Regions from separate parts of the Homo sapiens genome. Here regions 1, 3, 4, 5 and 6 are each linked to region 2. Evidence: read pairs that join two places in POLR2A ChIA-PET (ENCODE). Cell type or tissue: PC-9. All regions are shown on one strand. Each heading gives the region's core, and the rest is flanking DNA. Links, peaks and the distances in the headings are about the cores only.

The links. Peaks named below come from ENCODE experiments on the same cell type or tissue, not always from the same donor. Only the 100,000 strongest peaks of a DNase experiment are listed, where the experiment ranks them.
Region 1: POLR2A ChIA-PET joins it to region 2 with 26 read pairs; 5 of 35 experiments call an interaction of 5 or more read pairs at or near these places.
Region 3: POLR2A ChIA-PET joins it to region 2 with 23 read pairs; 11 of 35 experiments call an interaction of 5 or more read pairs at or near these places.
Region 4: POLR2A ChIA-PET joins it to region 2 with 20 read pairs; 2 of 35 experiments call an interaction of 5 or more read pairs at or near these places.
Region 5: POLR2A ChIA-PET joins it to region 2 with 11 read pairs; 19 of 35 experiments call an interaction of 5 or more read pairs at or near these places.
Region 6: POLR2A ChIA-PET joins it to region 2 with 16 read pairs; 7 of 35 experiments call an interaction of 5 or more read pairs at or near these places.

What each region holds. Positions count from the first base shown.
Region 1 is chr2:121,126,372-121,131,682 of GRCh38, forward strand. No RefSeq gene overlaps it. Among named protein-coding and RNA genes, the nearest start is that of TFCP2L1, 160 kb to the right of the region's middle. In PC-9, for the core only: CTCF peaks have their summits at 2,596 and 2,801; a DNase peak (open chromatin) is centred at 2,540.
Region 2 is chr2:121,072,640-121,077,950 of GRCh38, forward strand. No RefSeq gene overlaps it. Among named protein-coding and RNA genes, the nearest start is that of TFCP2L1, 210 kb to the right of the region's middle. RefSeq lists enhancers at 1,770-2,620, 2,203-3,102, 2,621-3,472 and a silencer at 2,514-2,808. In PC-9, for the core only: no CTCF peak of the experiment used is centred there; DNase peaks (open chromatin) are centred at 2,592 and 4,452; H3K4me3 peaks cover 1,720 bases.
Region 3 is chr2:120,710,704-120,716,014 of GRCh38, forward strand. No RefSeq gene overlaps it. Among named protein-coding and RNA genes, the nearest start is that of GLI2, 23 kb to the right of the region's middle. RefSeq lists an enhancer at 1-411. In PC-9, for the core only: no CTCF peak of the experiment used is centred there; no DNase peak of the experiment used is centred there; H3K27me3 peaks cover 3,286 bases.
Region 4 is chr2:121,487,586-121,491,585 of GRCh38, forward strand. The region is part of intron 8 of CLASP1 (cytoplasmic linker associated protein 1); the gene reads right to left. Among named protein-coding and RNA genes, the nearest start is that of CLASP1-AS1, 41 kb to the right of the region's middle. RefSeq lists an enhancer at 1,857-2,066. In PC-9, for the core only: no CTCF peak of the experiment used is centred there; a DNase peak (open chromatin) is centred at 1,896.
Region 5 is chr2:120,692,810-120,698,120 of GRCh38, forward strand. No RefSeq gene overlaps it. Among named protein-coding and RNA genes, the nearest start is that of GLI2, 40 kb to the right of the region's middle. In PC-9, for the core only: CTCF peaks have their summits at 2,985 (motif pointing right) and 3,184; a DNase peak (open chromatin) is centred at 3,002; H3K27me3 peaks cover 2,520 bases.
Region 6 is chr2:120,910,619-120,915,929 of GRCh38, forward strand. The region is part of intron 2 of GLI2 (GLI family zinc finger 2); the gene reads left to right. Among named protein-coding and RNA genes, the nearest start is that of GLI2, 180 kb to the left of the region's middle. RefSeq lists enhancers at 690-1,633, 3,925-4,698, 4,699-5,311. In PC-9, for the core only: no CTCF peak of the experiment used is centred there; no DNase peak of the experiment used is centred there.

The sequences.
Region 1 (5,311 bases), core at 644-4,643, 54 kb after region 2:
CAATCACACTGGGAGAAGGCAGGTCAGCAGTTGTGGAGGATAGGGGTAAGGTGTGAGGATGAATGAAAGGATGACAAAGGGCCACTTGGAAGCTTCTGGAGGTGAGAGACATGTTCATTATCTTAACTGTGATGATGGTTCCATGGGAGTATATGGATGTTAAAAATTAAGTAGTACACTTTAAATCTGTGCAGCTTATTGTATGTCAATTATATTCCAGTAGAGCAGTTTTAAAAGAGAAATCCCCTTAATTCTAAAATGTTTTAAAATTCAGCGCCTTCTTCCTGAGGACTGTGTCACAGGTTGAAGTGACTATGTTGAGCGCCTTGTTGGTGTCTGGATGTAGCACATTTCGTGACGGTTAGATCCTTCCCCATCCTTAGGTGATCAAGTTGATTATTGCCCGATGCATTTGTTGAAAGCACATCTAGTGAGTTCCAACAAGGTGACGGACATGTACTGAGTGCTGGGGCCAGAAGAGCTAAGTCCTGCCCTCCAGGAGCTTCATGCCAAGGGGCCAGGAAAGACCTCCAAGCAGGGACCACATAGCGTGGTTAGGCCTGTCTGGAGAGGAGCCCAGGGCAGCCCCCTGAAGAGGCCAGGGGGCCCAGAACCCCAGCTGGCAATGATCAGTTTCTTCTGTTCAGACTCCTCTGTCAGGACCCACTGCTCACCCAGTCTGGTGGACCTTGTTGGCCACCGGAAGAAGGGCAGGCTTTGGGGCACACTGCCGGCACTTCCTGACTGTTCATATGTACCTGAGTTTGGCGAACCTTGGGCTTTTCAACCTTTAATGCATGTATAAGCAAGTATTGCCTTCAGATTTGGGTTGCTGTTTTTCTGGTTTTCTTTTTAGTTTTGATTCCTTTTTAGCCAATTAGTCCTTTTCTGAGCTATAATAGCAAAAAAATTCAAAACAAAAATGTCCAGCAATATGGATTTTGTTTAATAAATTAGACTGAGCTTCAAAACAGCAGGTAGGATGTTCTGGGGTGGTGTGGTGATGTGTGTGTGCATGCACACTCAGGAGCCATGAGGTGTGAATAATAATTTCTCTTTTGTACTCTTTTGCTAGTTGACATTTTCTATGCTTGGAAATGATCATGTACCACTCTAGTATTAAGAGGAAAATACTGAAATAAATCACACACAGAAAGAAGTCCATGGAACCATATCTGTCCACCCCCAGCTCAGATCACCATCATCTCCTCCATGACCTGCTGCTGCCCTGGCCTCCCAAATGCACCCCCTCCTACCCCCTATCTCTAGGCCTGTTCTGTACCCCGAGAGATCTTCACAAAATGCAAATCTGATCACATCCGTCTTCTGCTTTAACGCTCTCTTCTGGCTCCTCTGGCCGCAGAAGAGTCTCCTCCATTTGTGTGGTAGACCAAGCCCTATGGACCATCCCTTCCCATGTCCAAGCTCAGACCTCACAGCTCCCCTGAAACCAGGCTCTGCCTGGAACATCCCAGCCTCTTTCTGCCATATGTGTTGAGTGCTGAGGACATTTGGGGTTTGCTCTGCTGGAGCTGTTTTCCTGACCTCGCCCTCCCTCTGTTCTCAGCAACCAGTTCCTTGCCCTGCAGCTCTGAGTCGAGGTCACTTTCCTTTGGCGAAGCTGCCCCTTCTGTCCTGGGTGCGCCCATGGCCACCATAGCCCATCCACCTGAGTGTGCGACCTCTACCTGTACTTCCTGCCTCCTTGCCTGGTGCCTCCACTGGCCTGGGAGGGTCTCACTCGTCCTTCCACATGCTGCTGCCTAGGGGATGGGGCTTATTCACTGCTGTCTCCCTGCACCAAGCACAGCTCCTGAACTAGAGAAGGTGGCCAACAAGGTGCTCCTGGGGAATGAATGAATAAGGAACCCCTAAGAATGCATTCGTGTGAATCCTACTCCAATCAAGTCCTCTGCTTTGAAGAGTTGTTTTTGTTTTTTATTCTGTTTAACTCTTTAATCCCCTGGTGATATTGCCCTCTCCTAAACTTCTGTAGGATCTGCTGAGATACTGCTTATTTGACCCTTTCCCTATACAGGTGATTTTAAAAAGCTGTGTGAGCAAGAAAGTAAATGAATGGGGGAGAAGGAGAAATGAAAATTTAAGCTGAAAACAGGGCACAGTCAATACATAAAAACATGCATTATAATGCTAGAAGTGGGCTACTTATGTGATCCTGAGCTTCCTACTGGTCAAAGAGGGAAAATGGCCAGCCTCAGGGTGCTCAGATTCTATAAGATATAAACAAGCCAGTTATTTCAAAACATAGACTTTCCTGAATCTGAAATCTGAAAGTAATTTCTCTTGTGGTTTCAAATAAAGGTGGTCTAATGGGATGAGGGACAATGTCTTGACCACATGGTGAATTTCTGTAGCTCCTTCTTAAATAGCATCTTCAAAGCACTTGGTTGGCATTGTGGCAAAATGTAGCAGCAAACTCACCCATCCAGGCAGGGGTCAGTCTAGGCAATACTGGCTTATCAGAAACAAGGTGTGGTAAAAGCAATGAGCTCACAGACCCATACGGAAGCTCCTTCTCAAAGAAAATCCAGGAAGTTGCTGACAGCAACGATGACAGGCGCCGCTGGAGGCAGTATTGCCCATCTCTAGAGGGGAGATGCCTGGGAGGAAGGGCAGTAGGCATTTGGATGAGAAGGTTCTATTGTGTTTATTTTCTTAAAGGAAGGTCTTAGTTTATGATGCTGTGTCTTGTGTCTGGGCAGGTGCCTGTTCTGCAAGTACAGAATTCCAGCACTGCAACTTTGCGGCTTGGGCAAGCTACATTGCCACTATGAACCTCAGTCTCCTCCTCTGGAATAGAGACTGGTAAAAATTCTCGCTATACAGGTTGGCTGGGAAATGCTAAGTCTTACCCTCATGAAAAGACAAGAAATTGCAACATGAATCTGATGGTGAAACCCTGGCGCATGTCTCTGGCATGGACATGGGATGCTCTCTCTGAACCAGCATCCCAAGCGCAGTCCCCATGATTCTTCAAGCCCTCCTGGGCCCCAGGTAGGAAACCAGACATGCAGGCTTCCCTGAGCAGGTCAGGGGCCTGCCTGCCTTGACTGGCAAGCCTGGAAAGGAATTTTAATCGAAGTTCATTAACATTTTTCTCCTACTTCTTGAGGATTTGCTGTGTGAGTTTAGAGGAATGTTATCTCTGATAAGATGAAGACAGGGCCTGTGGACAACAGCTCCCTTGCTCTCAGGGATCCCCTGTTAGATGCTAAGCATGTACAACCCCCGCCCCTCCGCCGCCACCAGCTAGTCCCTGCACCCACTTTCTGGCCCAAGCTATTGGGGCTGTTAGTTCAGGCCTCCTAAGAGCTGTCCCCTTGGCACTTCTGTGAGCTAGAAGGGTGGGAACCGCAGTGCTGGATCTGTCTGCAGCCGCCTGTGGCTATGGAGCCACATTTGTTCAACTCCTGATCCATCTGCTAGCAGTGAACCTGCTGGACACCACCTGGGCACTTATTCAGGGTCACAGCCCCGTGAGGTCAGCACTGTGCTTTCCTGGATTTTTCAGAGGAGGGAACTGGGGCCTGTCTGTGGCCCAGACCTCAAGCCCAGCAGGTGACTGGAGGCCCCGCTGGCACAGCCACTCATCCTCATGCTGGCAGCCGTGGGGTGGCCTGTGGGGTACACTCACATGGGCACAGATGGGTCACAGCCATCAAGCAGATGAGCTGGCACTCGAGCCCAGAGCTCAGGCCCTGTGCCTCCAGGCTGCTGGGCTGTGTCTAGAGCTGCACCAGCCAGTGTGGCAGCTGCTAGACTACACACTAGCCCTATTCCCAGCCCTCTGTAGCCACATCTGGCTACCATGTCCTACAGTGCAGATGTAGAACATGTATGCCCATGATGGCAGGAAGTTCCAGTGCACAGTGCTGAGTAGAGTGCCTTTCCACTTGTTGGGGGAGGTTGGGGGAGGATAAGGGGCTTGGTGACCAAGGTATCGGGGGTAGGGAGTGGCACACACCTGTGGATGCATCACCAGGTCAAGGCTGCTGGACCCTGGGCCTATCTGGACCTACCCAGCCTGCCTCAGCCTTGCTCCCCTGAGCCAGGATCACCCCCAAAGCCCTGTGCTTGCCCCCTGCCCTCAGGAAGGTTGGGGTTGAGCAACTGCTTCCAGTGATACAAGGTCAGCAGTTTCTAGCCAAGCAGGTCTGGGCTGGCCCTCCTGTTTGCAGAGCTTAGCACCCCTGTGGTCCCATGGCCAGCTGGGCCTTCACCCTCCAGATGCAATCAGGCACCGCGGCCCAGCGCCCTGACTCCATCTGCACATTTGGGACCCTCCTCCCACCTCTCAGCCAGAGACAGGCAGCTGATAATGAGGACAGATCACAGAGAGCCTGGCAGAGCCCCCTGCTTCTGTCAGGGATGGCCCTGGTCATGGCTTTCATCTTCCACAAGCATGTGTGTATGCATGTGTATGTGTGTGTGTGTGTGTGTGTGTGTGTGTCTGTGTATGTCTATGTCTATGTTTGTGTGTGCATGTGTCTGCGTGTATCTCTGTGCATATGCATATGTGTGAGTGTTCCTGTGTGCATGTGTGTGTGTGCATGTGTGTCTCTGTGCCTGTCCTGGGCAGGGTTTGTGGGCTGAGGACACTCTCTCTCATTCCCCTTCAGTATGTGTTACGGGCAGGGGAGCCTTTGCATCCCAGTCTGTCCTGCAAGCAAGGGCTAGGGCTTTAAAGAGTTCCTGCACAGGCCGGGCACAGTGGTTCACACCTGTAATCCCAGCACTTTGGGAGGCCAAGGCAAGAAGGTCACTTGAGTCCAGGAGTTTGAGACCAGCCTGGTGAACACAGTGAGACCCAGCCTCTACAAAAAATAAAAAATAAATAAATTAAAAAAAAAAATTAAATAAATAAATAAATTAGCTGGGCACTGTGATGTGTCCCTGTAGTCCCAGCTACTCAGGAGGCTGAGGCAGTAGGATGGCTTGAGCCTGGGAGGTAAAGCCTGCAGTGAGCTGAGATCATGCCACTGTATTCCAGCCTGGGTGATAGAGAAAGACCCTGTCTCAGAAAAAAAGAGTTCATGAAGTAACCTCCAGTATGTGAAAGATGATAATCCTGGCCTCAGGTCCAGGTAGGCCACATAGTAAAATGGTGACAGTAAAGATGCCTATTGCATAGCCCCACTAGGGGATGTAAAGCGCTTGCATAGCGCTTGGCGCATGCTCCGTAAATCTTGGCTAGTGTTGTATTTTAAGATCTCCCATCATTAAATGCCACTAGGAGCTGGAATTCTGCAAAACACTTTATACACATTCTCTCCTCTAATCCTGCCTGCAC
Region 2 (5,311 bases), core at 513-4,512:
GAGCGGTCTCAGCACCAATGCTTGGAGTTTGGGAAAATACACAGCTCTCCAGAGTGATGGGGAGCAGGGCTTCCCCGACTTGGTGGGGGCCAGTGATACCAGCAGCCACTTTTTAACTTGATCAAGAGCACGACTGCTATAGCCCAGTCATTGTATCCTAAGGGACAGGCCGCTCCCGCCTGATTGTATCCCCAACAAGGAACTAGGCCAACGCCGTACAGCCCACGTCAATTCCGTCCCTAACCCCTGCCAGCCTGGAGTTCCTGGGGGCATCACCCTCTCTCATCTGCAGCAACCACGTGGTGCCTCCTGCAGGAAAGCCCAGCCTGGCTCCCACTGCCCATTGCCGGGCTGGGCTCCACTCAGGCAGCCGCTGCTTCCTCTGCAGACCTTTTCTCTTCTGGGCGGGACAGGAACCCACGGCTGCTCAGGCACTGTGCCCCACTACCCCCTGGTCTTTGCACATGCTGTTCCCTCTGCCAGGATCACTGTGTTCCACTTTCCCACGTAGTCTGCAGAACCCGACCTGACAGTTCCCATCCCACAAGGGTTTCCCATCTCCTCCCATTCCGTTCCTACAGGCTCTGCCACCTGCACCAGTCAGAGTTCAGAGAAGTGGAACATTGGGACGTGAGAGGACATGCACGCGCACACACACACAGACACACACACACACACAGACACACAGACACAGAGACACACACAGACACACACACAGACACACAGACACACACGCACAGACACAGAGACACACACACAGACACACACACACAGACACAGACACAAACACACAGAGACACACACGCACACACAGAAACACACAGACACACAAAGACACACACACATAGACACAAACACACACACAGAGACACACACATGCAGGAACATACAGAAACATACACAGACATACAGACATACACAGACACACACACGCACTACACGGACAGACACGCGGACACCAACACACAGACACAAACACACAGAGACACACACACGCAGACACCCACAGACACACAGACACAGACACACACGCAGACACACACAGACACACAGACACACGCAGACACAGACACGTATACACACAGACACACACACAGACACACAGACACACCCACAGACACACACACAGACACACACACATACATATATAGACACGCACACACACACAGATACGCACAGACACACACAGATACATAGACACGCACGCACACACAGATACACACAGACACATGCAGACACACAAACACGTAGACACACACACACAGACACACACAGACACACACACACACGACCTATTACAGGGACTTGGCCTTGTGAAACCTTGGGCACTGGCCACCCCGTCTAAGGGAACTGCTGCTTCTCCGGTGCGTGGAGCTGGCAGGGCGGGCGTGGGGAAAAGGGGATGACCATGAAGTGGGGTAGGAGGACAAACGGAACCTGACAGGCTGAGCTGGAACTCCCACCGGGAAGTGGCAGACCCCAAGTCAATCTGTCCCCTGCTCTAAGCCTCTACCTTCGAGGATGGGCACCCCGTGGAAGAAGCCGGCACTTTCATGAACTAAGCATATACCTGGCCTGGGAGTCAAGAAGGCCACAGGAGGCTCTGGCTGGGCTGGAAGAGCTATGCCCCAGCTGCCTGGACACCAAATCCATCTCCTGAGATCAGCAGCACCTGCGAGTCCCCTGTGTGTTGGGAGGCACTGGCCCCTCTCGCCTTCTGAGTGTAAAAGGAAGACATGACTGCTGCTCCCTCTGCCCCTCCCCTGGGGCCCCAGATAACCCAAGCCTGTGCAGGGAAGGGAGTTCTGGGTGCTGCAGTTCAGCTCAGCTAGGCTGACCGGACACACATCTGTCACACCACCCCAGAGCCTAACCCATGCCGGGTCCTGGAGCTACTCCCGGTGGTGGCCACACTTCCTGCCTCCAGGAAATCCATCATCTCCTGGGAAAGACAAGTCAAGAGACAAAAACACCATTGAATGTGCACGGTGAGGTGGGCAATAGCCATGCAGGCCTGACGGGGAGAATGTGTCCCGTACCAGGGGAAGACTGCAGTGGCCCCCAGGGATGGAGAGGGCCGAGGTCCCGGGGAGGGGGCAGCTGTGCCAGCTCCAGGGCCTTCACTTCTGGGCCTTGGGCTGATGATGCTCCCCTGGGGAGGGCAAAAGGGAGGACAGCGAGGAGCAGGCTTTGGGTGGGACCAGCTGGGAACAATACCTGTGTCTGCCTTGCCAAGCCTCACAATTCCTATCTAGAAAATGGGGTTGTTGGGAGAATTGAAGATAAAATATATACAAGTATTGCACTGGACCTGACTCTCCCCACCCCAAAGTTGACCATTCCCAAAATTGACAGTGTCGTTATCTAGGTCCTAAAAAATCCAAGGGAGAAATGAGATTTCCTGTGTCTTCCCAGAAGCTACGCCACTGCTCTTGAACTTGGGAATTGCCACGAAGTGCAGGGGGTGGGGTGGACACGGAGGTCTGTAGGGCCGAGGAAAAAAAACACGACACAACTGGGGCCTTCCAGGGTCTCCCCCGACCCCTGTTCATCCTGCCTGCAGCACCTCATTCCCAACGAGGGCCTGCAGCCAGCTCCTGCCATCTGCCATGAGTTATAGAAAACAGGCAGTGATTAATCAGCCAGTCAACGCCGCGTGCAGCTATCCTCTTTCATTTATCTGCCCCCTGACCCCCCCAGCACAGTCCACGCAGCAATAGGCAAGTGTATTAATCATACGCTTTAAAAATATTTAAAGGAGGAGCTGAGCCTGGAGCAGAGTCTCCTTTAATGGACTCATTTTCAGCTGAGGGTGAGTATGCTAATTAGGAGATAAAACAAACGGGCTGTTTGAAATGCAAATGAGCTGCTGGGAGCACTTCTGGTCCCTTCCTTCCCTGCCGCCTGTTTGGGAGGCTAAATCTTATTTCTCCCAGCCGCTTCCCGCCACCGATTTCTAACCAGAAAAGATAGTGGCTGATTCTAAAACTGAGAGGTACTAGGTCGTGTTTTCACCGCCCCCCCTCCCCGCCCCCCGCCTTTGCCCTGGATCAAGGAGCAGAGAGGACAAAAGTTGCCCCAACTCCAACTCCAGCATGAAAAAACCCCAGCCGGGAGGGGAGGCGTGGCTGCTCTCCCCCCATCTCCTGGCACCCACCCAGTCCTCCCCATCTCTTGCCAACCCTGCCCCCTCAGTTTCTCTCCTCTCCTTTTCCTCTGCCTCTGCCCAGCTTGGCGTTTCCCAGCTCGCCTCCCTGCCCACCTCCTTGCCCTCTCCATTCCGTCAGCTGCTAGCAGGAGCCTCGGGCACAAATCCAGAGCCTTCCTGGCTGCAGCCTTTCCTGGGGTCCCAGGCACCACTCCCACCTACCACCCAGTCTAAACCCCGCCTCCTGTCCCCGCTGCCCTGGGGCCCTCCCTGCCCCATCACAACCACACACCTGCTATTCCCTCCTCTGGGCTTGGGGAATCCTAGTGCCCCTGCTTGGAGCCTTCCCTCCCACCTCCCGTGGCTGGCTCCCCAGCCCTTCAGGACTCAGGGCGCATCACCTCCTCAGGGAAGCCCTCAGACCTCCTGGTGCCTTCGTGATTCCTGGATCTGGCACCTGTCTTGGGTGTGACAAAGCATGTATGTGTTTGTGGATTTGTCACCCCTCTTCCCAGGACCTAGGGCTCCTTGGCGCAGGAGCTGTTTTCTCCCCTGCCATGCGCCGTGCCTGCTGGCACATGGCTAGCATCTAGTGAGTGCACACTGAGTTGAGTTGATTGCTAGGAGGCCCATGAGCTCCCTGCATCCCCTGACAGGCACTGCACCAGCCTAGGGAGCCCTGGCAGCTCGGGATGACCACCTGCTCTAAGGCAGGTCTGGAGAGGCAGAGAGGAGCATTCAATCCAGGGGCCACCTCATTTAAGATACGCAGTGTTCCACCTGGAAAGACGGCTCCAAGTCCACCCCTGCCAGTGGGGCTTGTCCCAGTGCAGCGTCTGCTTATTCTAGGAGACGGGAAGAGTGACCTGCACTGTCAGGCAGGGTCAGACGCTGCCTCTTAACTTCGCCGGCTCAGACTCTTGGCTGGTTCAGGTGTGGAGCTTCCAGCCCCAGCCCTACCCAAGCAGTCCCCAGGCGTCTCTTCAAGATTCCCAGAACCCAGGTGATCACAGTCTGGCTTCCATCTGTCCTGGGCACAGCCGAGCAGGAGCCCAATCATAATATCGGGGCATTAAATATTTAAACATTGTCTTCAGGTAACCGCCCCCCGCCCCCCGCCCCCCGCAAGTCTGAACTCTCTCCCGACTCAGTCCAGTTCACTGGTATTCTCATTCTCCAACTCCTTATCAAACTGTGTCTCAGGTGGGATTGTCTGGGAAGCAGACGCTGAGACGGAGTGAGGGGTGCAATAGCGTAACGGGGAGCACCACCTGTAAGAGGAGAGGGAAGAAGCAAGGTGGGCGGGGCCGGCCATCCTGATGCATCCTCCCTGCACAACCTGCACCTGCCAGCAGAGGGCGCCGGAGCAAAGCGCGCCCGTCCCATCTCAGGAGGCCTGTGGCCGCGGAAGGGGCCGGGATGGGGATCATTGCCCTGCTCAGTCCTTGCTGGGGCCACCCCAGAATAGTGTGCCTTCAGCTCGGAAACAGGCAAAGCCAACAGCTGGACCCCAGTTCGCAGCTGGGCATCAGTACTTTCTTGAAGGGAAGTCTAAGCGGCCATCTCCTTGGGTCTTAGCTTGAGTTCCCCTGAGGAGAAAGCCTGACACAGGCAGCAGGGAAGAAAGCTAGGGGAGACCTTCCAGAGTCTGGGATGCATCTCAGAACCATCGGCCTGGGGATGAAGGAGGGAGTTTTGCCCAGCTGCTTCTGCCCCTGCCGCTCGAGGGTGGCCCCGTGGTGTGGCCCCACACTTCCAGATACACAGGCGTGGGTGCTGAGCAGTTTCACCATACCCCACATGGGCCAGGTGCAAGGTGCTGTCCACCCCAGCTGTGTGAGGTTGGCCAAAGCCACGTGGAACTGGTCATGCAGCAGACAGACATGGGAGACAGCAGGTTGAGGAGGAGTCGGGAACATTGAGAGTTTGTTTGGGGACCCCATTAAAGTTGAGGTCTTATATAAACATCCAATCGCAGAAGGATGCATAGTTACCAACCTGTAGCTCAGGGAGCTGCCGGGCTGGAAACATACACTTGGGAACCACCTGCTTATGGACAACATGAAAAGCCATGGCCTGGATGAGTTCACTTAGGGGCAGAAAAGAGAAGAGGTGTTTGGATGCAGCCCTGAGAACCCTCTTAAGATAGAGAGAAGGGAAGAA
Region 3 (5,311 bases), core at 138-4,137, 360 kb before region 2:
CAGATCACCTGAGGTCAGGAGATCGAGACCAGCCTGGTCAACATGGTGAAACCCGTCTCTACTAAAAATACAAAAAAAATTAGCTGGGCGTGGTGGCACATACCTGTAGTCCCAGCTACTGGGGAGGCTGAGGCAGGAGAATTGCTTGAACTCAGGAGGTGGAGGTTGCAGTGAGCCAAGATCACATCACTGCACTCCAGCTTGGGTGACAGAGTGAGACTCCATCTCAAAAAAAAAAAAAAAAAAAAAATTCACGCAGCAGGTCCCTGCTGAGGAGGCCTGGGAGCCAAGTGTCCTGGGAAAGAGAACAGACAAGAGCTGAAGGCCTACTAAGCGTCAGATGCTGGGACCTTGGTCCTATGGTTGAGAGAGGCAGAGCTGCTATTACCACACAGCTGTGTGTCCCAGGAGATGTGCTAGAGGTCAGTACAGAAGAGACAGTCGAAGGCAGAAGGGACAGGGGTGGGAGGGCCCTTGGGAACAGTGAATTTTTGAGCTGAGCTTCCTTAAAAGAAGACAGGGAAGGGGATTACAAACAGACGGGTGCCCTGATCAGAACCCTGGTCCTTGGAGAGGGTCATAAGCATTTCCCACTCTGGAGGAGACTGGGGGGATTGTGGAGCTGGGGGCCTAGGCCAGCATGGGGCGGGACAGACAAAGAGGAGAGCGACCCAGCAGCTGGGCTTAGGAGGAAGAGGCGCAAGGACTCTGGGTTAGTTGGATGTGCTGCATGAGGGAAAGGAAGGGCACTAAGGGAACTCCTGGATTCACCAATCATGCCCTGTCTCTTCCTGAGCTCCTCATTGGCAGCATAGGATTTCTAGGTTGGAAGGTTCTGGGGCTGCAGTCTGGTCCAGGGCTATGGTTAAGGGACTTGTCTTGAAGCAGATCCACTGTTTTATGATTTGAATTGACTGTTTATTTGGAGGTAGGAAAGAGCAGGGGGAGATGGAGAAAATGGAGTCTAGACTCCCCCAAACTATCTAAAGTAAGCCCTCTGCTAGGTCGTGGGATTCCCAAAACTTAAGACATTGCTCCTGCCCTCCAGGGCCTCACAATTTAGTAAGAGAGACACACCAACAGATCATCAAAATGTAAAGTGTTGAGTGCGTCAGACAGACACACATGATGGCATGGAAGCTGTTGGAGATGGGCTGTGATCCAGGAGACGGGTTGTGGTCCAGGAAGGCTTCCTGGAGGAAGTGGTAATCAGTTAGTTTTACAGCTTTCTGCCCAAGGCGTTGGGTGTGGAACTTGGCTGGTGATAGGGCTGTTTACTGAATCAGAGGAGCACGCTTGGGGAGGAAGATGTCAAGTCAGTTTTGTACAAGTTGAGTCTGAGGTTCCTATACAAGCCAAAGTAGTGATGTCCAGAAGGTATTGCATAGAAGGGTCTCAACTAAGTACCCCACTGACAGTGACACGGCTGGCTGATGGCAGAATTGAGCTTCAAATCCAAGTTCAGTGGTGTCAAAGGCCATGAAGCTGTTCTGGGCCCTTGCAGAGACAGCCCTTAACACGTGCTTGCCAGCCAAACTAGCTTTGCACCATCTGGTCCTGAAAAGCCTTGCAGAGAGCCTCTGAAGGTGATCCACAGAAGGGAGAGGATTTAATTGATAGGAACCAAAAGGGCAAAAAATGGCTTCTATTAGCATGAGCTCATGCTCTCTTGTCTGATTTCCTTCTGATGATGAGATAAGAAGGGAAGATGGCAGAATTTCAAGTTACACCCAAACCACCAAGAATCTTTCTGTCTCCAGCACCCACAGGATGTTTCAGATCAGCTCCTGCCGTTCAGCCCCAAGCCTGCCTTCGCCCCCGACATCAGCCCTCCCCGCTACCCTCCCACCATCACTCCACCCTCAGGGGCCTCCGCAGCCTGCTTCCCATGACTGGGGTGGGCAGGATCTCAGAGAAGGGCCAGGAGGCTCCGCCCAACCAGCTGCACCCCTTCAGTGTTGTGTCTGCTTTGAGGAGAGGGAACCTGAGGCCCAAGTTGCAGGGACTTAGGTTTGGCACAGCCAAGCCTCCAACCCTTCTCTTTCTTAGGTCATCAGCCCTGGATATCCAGCCAGGACAGAGCCAACACCTGTGCCAACACCTGGAGCCAGGTGTCCATCAAGAAGGGACCAGGGTTCGGGAGGTGGCAGCATACGAGCTAAGCCCTTGGCCACGTCAGAAATAGGAACTATTGTTTACTTAATTTTTCCTCTCACGATGAACATTTGGCTCCCAAAAAGTAACTTTCGATTTTTTAACAAAAACCAAATTTTTCATTTTCCCACGACTGTACTATAAGATGTTTTTGTCTCCATTTTTACCAGTGGTCTCTGCCTTATTAAACAGGAATACCCTCAGGGGACCCTATTTAGAGCTGGCATGTTGGCTGCATACCTGTCTTCAGCAGCAGGAGGCTGGCGTCTCTGCAGGAGGCTCCTGCTATGCACTCATGTGAACCACCAAGCCCTCACCCTGCCTCAGTGGGCCACCCAGTCCTGCCTCCCTCAGTCATGGGCAGAAGGTTGGTCGGGGGATATTAAATGGGCAATCGCCTTGCCAGCTTGAGCCAGTTCCCCACCCTGATGTCCTCTACCTGAACACACAGAATTCAGGGAACATCCCCGGGTTCTGATTCAGAGGGTGGGGGTATGGCCTTTGATCTGCCCCACCCCCAGTTCCCTGAGGCGTTTTAATTATACTGCCTCTTGCTATCTTCCTGCTCTGCTGGATGAGCCTCTCTGTCCTCTCCCCTGTCCCTTAGTTCCCGACACTGAGACAAAAACTGAGTGCAAATTCTTTATTTGGCAAGCTGGAAAACACCAGTGTGGTGCTTGAATTAGTAGGCTGGGGCTGCCATAACAGTGTACCCTAAACTGGGTGGCCCAACCAACAGAAATTTACCATCTGACAGTTCTAGAGTCCAGAGTTCAAGATCACGGGGTCATCAGGGTTGGCTCCTTCTGCAGGCTGTGAGGGAGGACCTGCTCCATGCCTCTCTCCTGGCTTCTGGTGGCTGCCGGCCATCTTTGGCATTCCTTGGCTTGTGGATGCAACACCTTGATCCGATGTCATCTTCCCATGGTGTTCTCCCTGTTTCTGTGTCCCAGGTTCCCCTTTTTGAAAGGCTGCCAGTCATACCGGATTAAGGCCCACCTTCATGATCTCATCTTAACTTTAACTGAGCTAATTACATCTACAACAAGCTTATTTCCAGATAAGGTCACATTCTGAGGTGCTAGGGATTAGGACTTCATTACGTAAGTTTTGGGGACACAATTCAACCTGCAACAGGGGTGAAGGGAGACAGGCAGGGAAGGGAAGCTGGTGACGAACTCTTATCAAGCAAGTCTTCATTGTGGGCAGCTGGGATCCCACGGGCAACTCTGAAAAAGTGAAGAACCTGAGGGGTGAGGGAGCTGAGGTATTTATCTACCAGCTCCCATGTGCCAGTGGTGGAAGCTGCTGCCATGAGACAATTCCCTGCGGCTTCCAGCTGGTGTGCAGGCAGAGTGGCCTCCAGTGTCCAGAGAGACCTCCCAGGCAAACACGTGGAAGTCAGACCCAGGCCAGAATGTACATAATGGAAAGGGTCAGGGAATGTGGGCAGGGTACCCACATAGCACCTCTGCCCACTGCCCCAGTTCCCAAAGCTGTCCGGGTCATGCAAGTCCATGAATACAACTTAGCAGTCCAGACCATGACACTGGGCTGGAGTGATGATGAGTCTCACGGTTCCTCACCAGCCCTGCCCAGACTTGATCAATATTCACCATCAATAGGGCCACACCTGGTGCTTCCATCTCCTTTGGGGGAATTGCACTCATAGGGCACCCATAGTGCTTCTGTCCCCAAATCTCCACAGAGGCCCTCCTGAGGCATCCCCTGGCCATGGTCATGGCCAGCTGGTCTTCCTTGCTCCCATACATATTGTTTGACACTTGCCTTTCTTCTTGGATGCGTTTCCATATCAGCATTAAGATCGGTACCATTTGTTTCAAGGGCTTTGTAATAGCCTGCCCCGTGGATGTAACATGATGTGTTTAATTATGCTTCTGTTGAGGAACATATACATTGTTTCCATTTTTGCTATTATTAGGAATGCCACAGAGGACACAAAGTACACTGATCCACATGACAGGTTTCCAGAGGTCCAAGTGTTGGTGAAATGACATCCACCTACTTTAAATGTTGAAAGAGAACCCCACATTGCTTTCCCCAAAGTTACATACCCACCTGGAGAGTAAGGAATGTCTGCTGTGAGCACACAGCATAGGGAGAGGCAGTAGCTAGAGTTCAATGACAACCGGACTTTTCCACACTGCACCAGAAGCTGTGGCAGACACTGGACCCAGGATGTGTCCCCAGACCTCCCCTGTCATATGTGCCAGCTTTACTGTGTTTTCTCGTAACTTCAGACCACGTGTGCACTTAGTAAACATCGTATTTTTCTTTTAAAAGGGAAAATTCCTGGCCAAGAAAATTTTACGTCACTTTTACAAAATGAAAACCAGTCTGGGATCCAAATCCCAGGTGAGCTGCCATTTACAGAACAGCAGGTCTGTGTTGGGCTCCGTGCAGATATTATTTTGCTTAATTTTCACCACAAATCTCCAAAGCAAGGATTAGTATTCTTCCCTTTTATGCAGATGAGGAAAGTGGGGCTTGGCATTTCCCCAGCCTCAGATCCCCTCTCCTGGAGTTCTACCCTCAGCCCAGGCCTGGCCCCTTGGACGGTCACGCCCCGGCTTGCTGCTGACTGCTCACTTGGATCTGCAGAGCCAGCCCATCCCTGGACAGTTTCCCTGAGCTGCCCACACTGATGGTCTGTGCAATCAACGTGCCCTCACATATGCCCAAACGACTCATGTACTCATTTATTCATGCAGTGTTCACTGTTGGTTCTTATATGACAAGCATTTCTGGCAGGCTCTGGGCCAAGCGCCGTGAACAAAGATAAAGTGGTGCCAGCCCCTGCCTTTGGGGAGCTTATGATCTGAGAGGGAGGTGGATACATGTAGGGGAAGACGAGAGGGCATGTATGGGAGCTTGGGAGAAGCATCTAACCTTGTCCATCCAGAGGGGAGAGTCAGGGAGTCACCAGGGAGCTTTCCAGGGGAGGGGAATTTTGTAGGGGGCGAGGGAGATGCACCCCAGGCAAGTCAAATAGTGCATGGAAAGACAAAGAGAATGAAAGGGGTGCTGCCTGGTTGGGACACCCAATGATGGGCATGTTTCCCATCAAGAGCAGGATGTGGGGAGGGGCAGATCCTGGCCATTACAGCGTTGGGATTTTGCCCTAGAGAAGAGGAGG
Region 4 (4,000 bases), core at 1-4,000, 410 kb after region 2:
ATGGTTAGGGAGTTTACAGAATATCTTTCATTTTGGGTTTGCCTGAGGCTTCTGCCATGTTTCCACAGAGCTTATGGGGCTTTGGGAGGAAGACCACAGAGGTAAAATGCCATTCTCATCACATCCTATCAAGAACACCCACCACACTGACCGACTAGGAAGTTATGCTCCCCTCCTTTAGAATGGGATATTTGCATAAATGATTTGGAATAATTCTGCACAAGAGGTTCGTCTCTTCATCTCCATTTACACACTTTTCAATCATTTTGTTTACATCGTATGGATCATTAACATTTATTTTATACTTTGGGTTAAAACTCAACAATACTTCACTGTGTTGCTTAAAGCATTCTAGCTTTGGCTATTGGAAGCACTTTCAGTTGACTCCTGTGTCTCTCAGCAATACCCCCACTGTTGTTTTGTTTTGCTTTTTCTTTGATTTTTTCAACCACTTCCTTACTTTCTGGCCCTGCGAGATACACTGGCTCACCTTGCTCCAGCCCTAAACTCAGCCATTTCCCCAAGGAGCCCTGGTAGTGTTAGTGACCAAGATCTGGGTACTGGATGGTTTCTTTTTACAAGATCTTAGGATACATTTAATTCTGCATCTTGTTTTCTTAGAATACCTTTCCATATCTACACAAAAAGATCAACTATATTATTTTAAACCTCAGTTCAACCTTCATACCTCCTGTTATGAGATCACCTAGAGCTGCCACAGTGGATGTGTCCCTGTATCAATAGGATGAGATTGATGTGCCAGGCCCAAGGCCCCCTCACTGGCTCCTCAGCAAAGGGACTATCATCCCCAATTTGCACATGAGAAAATGAAGGTGGACAGCCATGCTGCCAGTCCCAGGTCACAAACTGCCCATGCAGAGGTGGCACTCATACCCAGTCTGAGGGATTCCAGAGCACTTGGCCTGACAAAATGGCTTTCTGGAATAAAGACTTGTCTAAGACAGCAAAAACTAGGGCTCTCCCCTGTCCTGCAACTAACCCAATTATAGAAAACCCAAAACCTTCAGTATCTGTGTTCAAAAGCTGCCCTACCTACTCCTCATGGGGCTGCTGTGAACTTCATAAAACAAAAAACGCAGGAAAGTGCTCTGAAAACACTAAAGTACTCTACACACCTTGGGAGACCTGCTGCTGTTATATTTTGCAGATTTTTAATGGTCATGAATTAATACATGATTCAGACATACCACTTCCATAAGAAACAGTATTTTAATCCTTGTTTCCTATCACGACTGCAGTTACTGAGGGTAAAAGTTACCAAAGCATGTAAGCCTGAATTCCAGGTGATAGTGACTAAGGAGGCAGGCAATTTGAAAAAATATATCAAGTGAAAGAATCGTCTTTATTTTAAACTCAGATTCAGGAGGCTATCTCCATGGCTTTTAACATGAAAAAGCTGACTCTCATATTATTTTGACCTGTTGCTAAATACAAATGAAAATATCACAACTTAAGTCAAATGCTACTTGTAAGTGACACACTTTCAAATCCTCAAAGGAAAGGCTCTGAGAGAGGTTACTTCAGAACATGAATTATTTAACTCTCCTGCCCAGGTATTGATTTCCTGCAGCAGTTTAACCTGAAAATAGAATATGATACTTAGGTATGAAATAAAAATATTATCACTGTATACCTTAAATTCTCAATTAAAGAATACAAATATACTTTAAATTCTCAATTTAAAAATATGAGCAGAAATGTGGCATCTTCCAGTACTTTCAGCCCAACTTAACCAAATTTAAGAAAATAGCTATACAAACCTTTAATAATCCATTACAAAATAAACACTGAGCAGAAGTCCTGGATGTGTGCCCAATTCCCCACAGCAGGAGACAAATAAACACTTGTTACTGTATGCAATTTTACTCTGTGCAATACCTGTTTCAGTAGAAGAGTCTGGAAATACCCTTTGAAGACAACAAATTAAGAGTCTGCCAGCAAAACCACTAGGAAAGCAAGACAGTGATACAGGTTGTTCCCATCACATCAACTGTACCCTATACCTTTAAATGCAAACCCTGTTTACACAGAATCTTTTAAAATCACTTCGATATTGGCCAAACCTGAGAAAAAGCTCTGTGGAAAGACTGAAACCTAATCAAGAAGATTTTTTGTGAGCAATACTTCTTTTGTAGTTTTCCTGTACATTTTTGCATTTTAAAAATGCAAATCTTTTAAAGGGGAAAAAAATAAACAATGACTTAAGACAGAAGCAGCATCCTTGCACTGCTATCATTTATGCTTTTCCTCTATACCTACTGGGAAAACTTAGAAATTTCTAGCCAGTAGATTATTTTCAAGACCACTTAGCGTTATTAACAAATACCTTGCAATTGCAAATAGATTTATGTTCATAACCCTCATACTGTGAACATAAGCAGAGAAAAATTAAAAGCCCATGAAATAAACAGAAGATAAAAACACAGCTAGCCTCAGCCTACTGTGCCTACTTCCTCTCTCCTAGTCTTAGAAGGTTAACATTGATGTTTATTTCCCTGTAGGTTTCACAATTTTTCACTGCTTAAATACCAACAACATTCATAACAATCTTTCCCATGTTTCATCCATGATTTTTAGTTACCACAGGAATTATAAAATATTTAAGCATTTCCTAGCCAAGCAGCAATAATTATAAACACTTTTCAGAATATATTAGAATAGCCTACCTTTCCCAGTAGTCATGATTGTCAGTAATCCTGGTACCAAATAAAAACACTGCTCTGAAAGCTATACCTACTCACAGCAACTTAAGCATCAGCAAACTCTCCACCCACACTTGTTCAGTGTGATCCGGCAGCACCAATGACAACTGCCACCCTATTCCAAAATAAAAGCCTAGACTAACAATGATTTTGTAAAAAGGGTTGGGGGTTGGTGGCTGGGGGGAGGTGTGAGCCTTCTCCATCCAACTCTACTCATTTAAGAGAGTCTTCTTTAAAAGTGGTATTAAAAATTTTTAAACCAGTTCTTCCCCCTCAAGAAAAAGAATATTCCTAACACAAATCTTAAAAAGAAAAATATCAAAAAGCAACCTTATTTCCACACAGAAAATAAAATAAGCTGTCTGCTGCAGCTTATGCGACTTATGCTGCCATCAGAAGCAGTCTCTTCCAGGCTATTTTAGGTGGGCTTCTTAGCACAGCTCAACACATATGCCAGCCTTGTAACAAACACATTATCCTTGTATTCGTGACTATGGAAACACTTTCCTAAGATACTGAACCACTATCCCAAACCTTGTAATATGCATAGTCTAATAAACAAGCACTGGGAGAGAGTGTGAACCTAGAATTGGCACCTGATCCACTTATTCACAATCATTGCTTTTAAAGGATAAGCATGGATAATAATGACTTGGCTTCTTAATAAAGAAAAGACAACTGATTTGCCTTTAAATGAATGCTTTGTCCTAGCCACACTGGGCAATAATTCAGATCTTATCTAACAGAATCTGTCAATGGTCTGTTTTCAGACTTGCACAGGTATTTCTCATTTCCGACAAAGTAGAACTGATACCTGTAATATTTTTCAAGTTATAGTTGTTTAAGTGTAAAACCATAAAGCAAAATGCATTTGGCAACAAAATGATACCCTGTACATTCATGTATAAGAGCCAATAATGTTATGATTACTTGTTATCTACTTTATAGTTTTATTAGCAAATAAATATTGGGTCTTTTACTTCAGCTACAAATTTATTATAGAATTATCATGGATTTAACCAAGATGATAGTTTGTATCTTTCCTCATAAACATGTTAGCTTTGCTCAAGAAACTCAAAAGCATGTGTATTTTTTAACCAAATTAATGTTCATGGGCCTCGCTTCAATCAAATCCAATTAAAGATCATTAAGTGGTTGCAGATAAAGGACACTGAGTAGTCCATAATTACTGGGTCTTTCATTCTGAAAATCCAATTCTCCCATGAGCATAAGCACATCTGCATGATTTAAAAACTTACAAATAATTTGCTTTTTGA
Region 5 (5,311 bases), core at 640-4,639, 380 kb before region 2:
CTCCACACCAAGGTCTCAACCTCACAGCGCCCCAAAGCCTTTCTTCCAGCCCTGCTCAGAAGTTAATCACTTAGGCATCTCGCCACAGGCTCTGTGGAGTCATCGAGTTTGAAGTCAGGAAAAATCCCAAAGGTGGCACCTATCAGCTCTCCCAGCAACTCCAGACCTTCTCAGACCCTGGTTTCGGACACTCAGCCAACACCTCTGACTGTGCCTCTGCCCTGGGTCCCACACCCTCTTCCTGGCACCGGCATCCACTCCTGAGTTAATATGCCCATTGCCCAGCTCTGTCTACTAGTGAGGAGCACAGTTAGGTCCCAGTCTTGGATTTTTAAATACCCTTCTCCACTCAAAGAACCAGGCCTCCCTGGAGAAATAGGTGGTTCCAGGTCTGGGCTGGAAGAGACAAGGCAAATCTTGGATGTCTGGTGCCAGAAACAAGGGTGTTATTGAAGACTAATCAGGGCCAGGATAAACAGACATAGGAAGTTGTCTGATGGGTTTCCACTGACTAATGCTGGGGCCATGAGGACATCAGAAACAATACTGATGGAGATGACACATCGATCTGCCTAACATCACCCTAACCAGGGGATGTCACCAGCATCACTGTTAGTCCAACAACCTGGCCTCATGTGCCTCTGAAGCCATGCACCAAGAAGGACCCCACGTTCCCCACATAGGATTTGTGCAGAAAACCTGATTCTAGTCACGAAGGAAAAAGACCCAACAGAGTCAAAGTGAGAGAATGTCTGCGAAACAATTGATCTGCATGCTCTGAAAATGTCAATGACATGAAGATTTCTTTTTTTAAAAAAAGGCTAGAGAATCCTTTTAATTTTTTTTCTTTCCTTTTTTTTTTTTTTTTTTTTTGAGACTGTCTCTCTCCATCACCCAGGTTGGAGTGCAGTGGCACAATCTGGGCTCACTGCAACCACCGCCTCCTAGGTTCAGGTGATTCTCCTGTGTCAGCCTCCCGAGTAGCTGGGACTACAGGTGTGCACCACCATGCCGGCTAATTTTTGTATTTTTAGTAGAGACTGGGTTTCACCATTTTGGTCAGGCTGGTCTCGAACTCCTGGCCTCAGGTGATCCACCCACTTTAGCCTCCCAAAATGCTGAGATTACAGGCATGAGCCACCACGCCCAGCTAAATCCTTCTAAATTAAAAGGGACTAAAGACAAAAAACCATAACCAGCAAATGTAATATGTGATCTTGATCGGATCCCAGCTCAAAAAAAAAAAAAAATCAGCCATCAAAGACATTTAGGCGACAACTCTGAAAATTTGAAAATGGATTCAATATTAGGTATTACTGAACTGTTGGTGACTTTCTTAAGTACAGTAATGGTCTCATGGTTACAGAGGAGAATATCCCTATTCTTAAGAGATGTCTGTTAAAGAGGGTGAAATGTCACCGAGTCAGCAACTTTCAAACTGACCCACACACATAAAAACATGTGTGCATGCGTGTGTGTGTGTATCTACATATATCTGTGTTACATCTATGGAAAAGGTGGAAAGGAACCAAGCATGACAAAATATTAAGAATTGTAGAATCTAAGTGACATAGACCTGTTGTTTCAACTTTTCTGGATGTCTGAAACCGTTCAACATGAGTTTTGGGAAAAGCCCATCCTTCCTGTTTTCTAAGCAGCAGCTCCCAGAAGAGGCAGGAGCATTTGATAATGTCCTCGGTAATGATTTCATTATTGATTTCATTAATAAGACATCCTGGTGGGAAGGTGTTCTCCAGGCTGCCTGGAAAGGGCTTTTGACGCTGACTGGGCTCAGATGGGCAGAGAAGCCATGATCAGCCCCTCTTCCTTGGGCTGTACCAGGGTGTCAGGTTTGAGGATGTTCCTCCAGCATCCCCCCACGCCCACACTCCCACCTGCTCCAGTGGCAGGGGCTCGGGGGGAAGGCCTTCCAGCCAGTACTCTGATTCAGGGCACTGACATCGCACATGGAAGGAGGTGGGGACAGCCTGGAGAGCACATACAAGGCGCCCCTGTCTCCTGCTCCCAACCATGGCTGGTTGCGCTGATGTCCTCACACTGTTCTTCTCACCACCTACTGCCCAAAAGGAATGATCCTACGAGGTAAATCACAGAGACTTGTTGGCTCAGGTCCAAAAGCTGCCAGGTGGCCACCCCAGAACGCCCCAGGCTTATTAGATAGCAGCATTCCAAGCAGGACCCCAAAATGCTCCAGACAGTGCTCCACTGCTGGCGCCTCTTGGAGGGTCATCTGTTTCTCAGAGGAGAGAGTGTCCCATATCACTCCACAATGTGTCCAAGTCCCCTGACTTCTGTTCTAAGGCATAAAGAGCCTAGGACCCATTGGACAGGTTGGGGAGTTGGCAGAACTTCTGTGATCTCGTGGAGAAGCCTCCAAACCTGGCCTCCAAGGAAGGCGGTTGCCTCTCCTAAGGGAGTAAAAAAGTGAGAAGGCCCCCCATGGAAACCCGTCAGCCCCCAGAAGACCTGGGTTTCTTTTCTTTCCTTTTCTTCTTCTTCTTCTTTTTCTTTCTTTTTTTCTTTTTCTTTTTTTTTTTTTTTTTTTGAGACGGAGTCTTGCTCTGTCGCCCAGGCTGGAGTGCAGTGGCGCGATCTCGGCTCACTGCAAGCTCCGTCTCCAGACCCGGGTTTCTTACTCCTTCAGTCCACGTGGCCCCTATCCTTCCCTTCTCTTTCTCCCATCCTCCTGATCTCTGGGCATAGAAAGCCCTCTCGGGAAGAACACCGCAAATCTTCCGGTCCTGCAGCCTCACAGCTGCGTCTACTCCGCTGGGGGGCTCGGGGAAAGAGGAGAGTCCCGGAGGACAATGGAAATAACGAAGTGGGTGGATGGCTAGAGGGTGGAACAGAGTGACAATTCTGGCTCCAGTCCTCAAATTGCTCTGAGCAGGGCATTCAAATTGGATCCCAACTCCAAAAGTGCATTTTAGCAATCCGCCACCAGGTGGAAGAGTCGAATTAAGAATAGAGTCGCTCCACTGCCGTCCTCCGACAGCAATAGTCGGGACCGCAAAAACCGCGGGACGGAGATCTGACCGTAGAGGGAGCAATGCGCTCTCAGCTCAGCGTCATATTTCCTGGAGTATTTTGGCCTTTGCATCCTGCAGCCCTCTTTCTGTACCAAGGGGAATAACCCAGCATTTATTGAGCATCTACAGCATTTCAGACACAGTGCTGGGCCCCGGACAACTATGAGCAAATTCCATTTGCAGCAGCCCCGCAAAACGGCATTTGGAAGCCTATTTTGTGGCAGAGGAAGCCAGGCAGAGTAACGCCCCGCTGCTCAGTGGCAGAGGGGGAATCAGAAGCCAGCCGTCTGCATTCGAAGTCCAAGCTCTGCCCAGCACACTTTGTGCTGCGTCCTAAAAGCACGAAATGGCAGGGACTGCTCGGCTTTCCCCTTCCGTGGTGGCATCAGAAACGCGGCTGCGGCCCAGCGGCAGAAAGCAGCTAGGAGTGCAGAGGGATAAGCTGAAGCCTCTAAGGGAAAACACCCCAAAACGACAGCTAAATGGCACACTGCAAACAACAAGGCTCACGTTGCATGTCATTTCAGCACTTCATTTTATCTCCCCGTGGTCTCACCACCCCCTTGCTTCCTCCCATTTTGTGGAAGAGCAAATTGAGCTCCAGACTGGTTGAGTTTCTTGGGTAAATGCCTGAAATCTCACACTCAGACTCAAGCCTTCAACCCTAGCATCTGATTCGTAGCCTCAGGACTCTTGTTCTACACACTATATTGCTTCCCTTGGCTGCTTACGTCAATGTGGCCATCACTGAGTCCCACTAGAACCTGGTTCCGGGTTAGTGAATTCAGACAGGATGGGTGGCCAGGCAAGGCAAGAGAGATGGGACAGGGGCTGGGGAAGGGAGGGAGGGGCTTCCCAGAAGAACTGGAGAATTTTGAGGGATCTTCAGTTCCAAGCAGCCCCCACTAGGAGAGACTGGTGATTGGCAGGCCTGGATTTTAATTCTGGCAACACCACTTACTAGCTTCTCTTCTCTTTAGTTTTCTTTTTTCTAAGACTTGGGGTGATCATCATGGTAGGTATCTCAAGAGATTTTCTCAGGATCAAATGTAAATAAAATGCATTTAATCACTCACACCAATTAAGATGGCTAACATCAAAAAAGTAGAAAATAACACGAGTTGGCAAGGATGGAAAGAAATTGGAACTGTTGTGCACTGTAGGTGGGAATGTAAAATGGTGCAGTTGCTATGGAAACCATATGGCTATTCCTCAAAATATTAAACATAGAATTACCGTCAGGCATGGTGGCTCACATCTGTAATCTCAACATTTTGGGAGGCCGAGGTGGGTGGATCACTTGAGCCCAGAAATTCGAGACCAGCCTGAGAAATACGGTGAAACCCTGTCTCTACTAAAAGTACAGAAAATTAGTCAAGCATTATGATGCATGCCTGTAGTCCCAGCTACCCAAGAGGCTGAGGTGGGAGGATCACCTGAGCCCAGAAGGCAGAGGCTACAGTGAGCTGTGATGATGCCACTGCACTCCAGCCTGGGCAACAGAGAAGAATCCCGTCTCAAAAAATAAATAAATAAATAAATAAAAATAGAATTACCATAGGATCCAGCAATTGCGCTTCTGAGAATATACCCAAAAGAATTGAAAGCAGAGATAGAAGAGATGTTTGTACACTGAAGTTCATAGCAGCATTATTCACAATAACCAAAAGGTACAGCAACCAAAGTGCCCATCAACGGATGAGTGGATAAATACAATGTGACCTCTCCATACAATGGAATATAATTCAGCCTTGGAAAGAAGGAAATTCTGACACATGCTAGAACATAGACCTTTGAGGCCATTATGCTGAGTGAGATAAGGCAGTCCAAAAGGACATATACTGCTGCATTCCACTTATGTGAGGATCCTAAAGTAGTTAACATCATAGAGACAGAAAGTAGAATGGCAGTTGCTGGGGGCTGGGGAGATGGGGAACTAGGAGTTGCTGTTTAGTGGGTGCAGAGCTTCAGTTTTACAGGATGCAAGAGTTCTGCAGATGGATGGTGGCGACGGTGGCATAACAATGGGAATGTACTTGATGCCATTGAACTGTACAGTTTAAAATAATTAAAATGGGCCGGGCACAGTGGCTCATGCCTGTAAACCTAGCACTTTGGGGAGGCCGAGGTGGGTGGATTACTTGAGGTCAGGCGTTCAAAACCTGCCTGGCCAACATGGTGAGACTCCATCTCTACTAAAAATACAAAAAAATTAGCCGGGTGTGGTGGCGGGCACCTGTGATCCCCACTACTCAGGAGGC
Region 6 (5,311 bases), core at 595-4,594, 160 kb before region 2:
AACCAGCATCCCACACGTGTTGCAGGGGCGCCAAGCCACGGGCAGAAGAGGGGCCCATTTTTAACGCCAGTCAGAATGTTTTCGGAGCCAGGCAGAATGATACATGGGGGTTATTAGCAGCCACCAGGAACACAGCTGGGGAAACAGATAACTCCCCTCCCCTGGGTCCCTCCCGGACTTGCCTCTGACTTCGCTGGGTACCTGGGCAGCACTTAGATGCCGCTGCATGGCAGACCCATTCTGTTTTAAGGGGTTACATTTCCTTTTGGAAAGACCACGAATGAAGTGAAAATACCAAGGCTGGCCTTGTGTTTCCTGGAGTTTGTTGGTGCTCCACCTCCTTACCAGGGCCTGGGTCACAGAGTACTGCTCCCTCCTCCATCACACACCTGTGACCCTTATTACACCAATGCCTGGCCCAGGCTGCCCTGAGGGGGAGTGGGCACCCAGGAGAACAGGGGATGAGTCGGGCAAAGACTGGGACCTGGGCCTTCCCCCGGCCTCATTTCTTCTTCCTGGTCCAAGAAGAGCTCATACCGCCCTACCCTACCCCACCCATGTCTGGAATTTCAGAGAAATGGGCATGAGGTCTGGCTGTGACACAGATTAGCCATTTGACTGAACCAGGGCAAGTTACTGAACGCTCCTGTGCCTCAGTTTCCTCATCTCTAAAGTGGAGATAATAGTAACAATACCTTCATCAATTGCTATGAGGATGAAATGAGTTAACAAATGCAACATGCTCAGGAAGGCTCCAGTGTGAAGGAAGCCCTGTGCACTGGCTGTTAGAACCACTGCGGTTTCCAGTCTCCAAGGAAGGGCCAGTGCGTGGCTGACTCCTAGAAACTGCTCTGTCTCCTACTGCGGCCCCGAGCAGCATGGCTTTCTCTCCTCGGTCCTAAATTAATTTAGACTGACAGTCGGTAGCTACTGGCCACCCTTGTTATCCTCGGGTTCTGTTTTCCAATAGTGGGAGGATTCACTCATTCATGTATTCATTCATTCACTCACTGGGCACATACTCCTCACCTCCTCCATGCCACTCGCTGGGCTGGTCGTTGACTCAGAGGAAATGGTGTGGAGGGAGTATCGTCTGCCTGCGGTGGAGGGGGGTGGCAGAAGAAAGGTCCAGGAAGCTTCCTGGAGGCAGGCTCGTGTGGACTGGGGTTGCTGAGGGCAGGCTGAGTTGGCATGATGAGGATGAGGGGGTGTGGTGGGGAGGGGCTTTCTAGGCAGGGTGGAGCCTAGGAGGCATGGGGTCTGCAAGGCTGTCATTTGACCCTGGGGCTGGGAGAGTCTGTGGGGCAGGATCTGGAGGTCCTGAGTGCCAGGCTGGGGCTCTTGACTCCATTCTGCTGGCAATGGCAGGACCTGGGGACCACCTGTCAGTCACTCAGACCCTCCTCCTGGTCCCCCTACTGAGGTGTGACTGGACCCACAAAGCAGGGCCTTTGCCCACAAACGCCTCGGATGAGAGTGCACAGGCCAGGCTGCTCTTGGGTTTGTGGAAGGGCAGCTCTGGTTTCTCCGGCCCCGAAACACATTGTATTTGGGAGTTTTCCCCTAGATCTTAAACCCTGTTTATTTAAAAAGAAGTAGACTCTGTCTGCTTTTAATTCACATGCTTAGCTCATCAAAATATTGTTTTGCAAGAGGTTTTTTTTTTTTTTTTTGATGTCAGGAAGGCTTTGGCATGTTTTCCTCCTCCCTTTCTTCTACAGTCTTATTCTAGGAAATAAGATTCTGGGCACCGCTCAGGGCTGGAGGGTTGGGTCATGAGACCACATATTCTGTGTCTCAGTTTCTGAACCAACAAAATAGGGGAGCAGGCTCTTCCCACGGATTCATGGACTGGCCTCCAGTCCTGCTGGTGGACACCGTATCCCAGCAAAGAGAAATACTGTTTCCATGCGCCACAGTGGTCGTTGGTGGGGAGAGTGGGGAGGGTGGTGGGAATGGCATGTGCTCCAACCATCATTCAGTTAACTGGGTCCAGAATCACACGGGCAGGGAGCCAGGCGTCCGAAAGTGTAACACGGCTTGCCCGGTGTTTCTCCACGGTCCTGCCGCACTGCCCCTCATGACCCCGGCATGGGCTTTGCTTTCTGCGGACCCTCTTATTTGTCGAAGATCTCGGGAGTCCACACACCCACTCCCGTGTCTGGGAACACTCCAAGCTTATCAAGAACGCAGCGGGCAGCAATCCAGGGCAGAACAAGGGAGGTGCTGTCGACCAGCTCTGCGCGGAGAGGTCAAGGGTGTGGAAGGGTGGGGAGAGAGGCACAGGCTGACTTAATCCCTTGGGCGGGGCACCGGCCTCACCCACAGAATCGCAAGTAACCCTCCTACGATTCTGGGAACGTTTGTGAGTTAAATGAATGGAAGGGAGGGAGGAAAGGAGGGAAGAAAAATAACTGTGTTTTCATCAGTAAATGTAAGCGACCAAATAGAAGTCTGTAGGAAGCTAAGATTCAAAGGTGAGGAAGGACTGAGGTTTGGGGAGAATTCTCATCACCATATTTTGTGTATTGATGGGACTTTTACTAAGCTAGACTAGAATTCTGAAGCAGTGGAAAGTCAATAATGATAACGAGTTAGGCCTGAGCTGTTCAGTAGGGTAGCCGCGAGCTGTGTGTGGCTGAGTGCTTGCAATGTGGCTATCCTAATTGAGATGTGCTGTGAGTGCAAGATAGGTACCAGGTTTTGAAGACGTAGTAGGAATAAAAGCATGTAACACATCTCATTAACAATTTTTTTACTGGTTCCATGTTGAAGTGATAGTATTTTTGACGTACTGGTTCAATTAAATTGTGTTATTAAAATAATCACCTGTTTCTTTTTAGTTTTTTTTAAATGTGGCTCCTAGAAAATTTACAATAACATATGTGGCCCACATTGTATTTCTGTTGGCCAGGGCTGCATTGGATGAGTGGACACCTAGGGAAGATTCTAGTCCAAGGTAGAGAGAATTGTAAAGGATCCCTTTGAGTAACATAATTATTGGGACTGACAAGAGGCTCCCAGAAAGTGGCCCTTACGGGACCTGCTTGGATGAAAGAATGGAGAGCATTTTGTCATTCCCCTGTTGATTGCAGAAAGACAGTAAGTCCAGCCCCAGTGCTCGTTTGCTTGTCCAGGTGGCTGATTCCGCTGCCCGGTTTTAAAGGTCATTGATTGTCTGTGGCAGGCCCTGCCTCAGAATGCAGCCTGGAATAAAGAGGTGCCTTGGCTCAGCCTGGGAAACCATCACCAGGGCCTGGTGGAGACCAAATGTGGTGGCCTTACTGTCGTCTCAAGAGCTATGGCAGAGTGCAAAGCTGGGACTTGATGCTCTCGGCAGGACGCAAGGCAGGACCTATAAGCCAGATCAAGAAACCTCTTGTTGGGCTCTGCAGGGAAGGGGCTGGATGCTAGTTAAGTACACAGAATGGCAAGTGACACCTTCACGACCCGTGGGGACCAGACAGAGGAATGGCATGGTCATCCTCCTGAAAGGGAGAATCACCTGCGACAAGTGGGCTTCTTGCCGGGGACCAGTCAGCATTGCAATAGCTAGCCGACAAGGTCCCTGCCAGCTGACGGGGTCGCCAGTGTATACTGTCAAATGAGTATGTCAAGGGGCAGCAAGATTTTAGGGGAAAGCCTGAATCCATCCCAGGCCACCTGGCCTAGCCCTGGCCTGTGACAGGTGGAAGGAGCACTAGGGCCTGGGCACCGTCTCCTCCAGCTCCTGGGCTGGATTCCTGCTTTCTGCATTGGATTCTGCAAGGTGCCAGGGTCCCTGGGAGCCATGGTCCTCTGGGCTTCAAATCTATTGCATTTTGCAGTGGGGAGGCTGCACACTACTTTTTTAGAAACCTTCTGTGACCAAGACAGAGTTTTCAACCTTAAGCAAGCTTGACCAGCCCTATTGTTTCTTCCAGCCCTAAAATTCTCTAATGTGGGACTCTACATGTCTACCCAGACAGACAGGCAGCCCCTCCCATTCCTTGTGATGGCGGGGATCTCCCAGGTGTCCCTCTGGAGCTCACCCCAGTCTCCCACCCCTTGCTAAAGGGGCAGGAGCCCAGCAGAGGGGTCTGTAGGGATGGCCACACCGGCACCCTTCGGGGCCCTACTGCGTGCCTGGCCCTGCACTAGCTCTTCTCCACTTCACAGTCTCCCTCTGACATGGGTCCTGTCCCTATCCTCATTTTACAGATAAGGACACCGAGGCACAGGAAGGTTCGGTGAGTCAGCAATCAAGCCAGACTTGGCTGTGGCACTGGCGGCAGCCTCAGCTCTGTCCAACAGGACACTATGCCGCCTCTTGTGGCCTGTCTCCTGTCACTTCAAGGCCACTGTTGCAGGGAACAGATCCCATGACTGCCTGGCTCCCGAGCGGCCAGACCCAAATGGCACGGGGCTGGCCTCTCCCGTGGCGTTGGCTGGAGCACACTCCTCACCCTGGAATGTGCAGGTCCCTCTGCATCCCTACCTGCCCTCACCAGGAGACCAGTCTCAGAACTCTGTGCCTGGTGTGGAGTGGCTGTGCTGGCCCCAGCCCAGCACACTCTCTCTTTCGGCAGCTAATTTGTCAAGTAACACCTCAGCCTGGGGTGGGCAGTGTGCGTGGGCGGACCCAGCAGAGGCCACGGGTCCTGCTAGGCTGTGTCTGCAGGGCAGGCCTGATTGCGTGAGTGGCCTGGGCCTCAGCCAGCCGGACACCAGCCAGCTCGTGGTGTTGGAATTTCCTGTCTGATTTTAATTCCTCCCCCCACGTTTTTCCCCCAAGTGAGACAGAAGCACTTTTTAGTTGCACGTTGTGGAGTGGCCATTCAGGATATTATTCTTATTAAATGCTTCCTGTGGGGTGGTGGCTGGGCATCAGGAGGGCCTCTGGAATTCTCCTGTCCTGTGGCTTATTATTGAAAATCATGGTGCCATTTGCATAAGGCCCTGGGGAAGGAGGTTTTCCATGATTCGTGCTCTTTTGGTGCTTCCTACCTCTGATGCTTAGGCCAGTGACTTCGTCCTCATTTGCGAACGAACACCTGGTCACCTGGGCTCACGTGGCTGAAGGGCTGGCCTTTGAAAGTGTCAGGATCTCAGAACAGACCAAGGCTCCCTAGCAAGGGGAGAAAGTCCCTGGCAGCCTCTCCCAGCCCTGGTGTGCACTTTCATTCATGTACCATCGAAAAGCACAGACCCCTGGATGCCTTCCAAACCTGCATTCCCAGTGGCACCCAGACCCCTTGCAGCTGCTGCTCAGAAGCACTGGTAAATGGTCACCAGGATTCAAATGTCTCCCCCACTCCCGCCTCTCTGATCT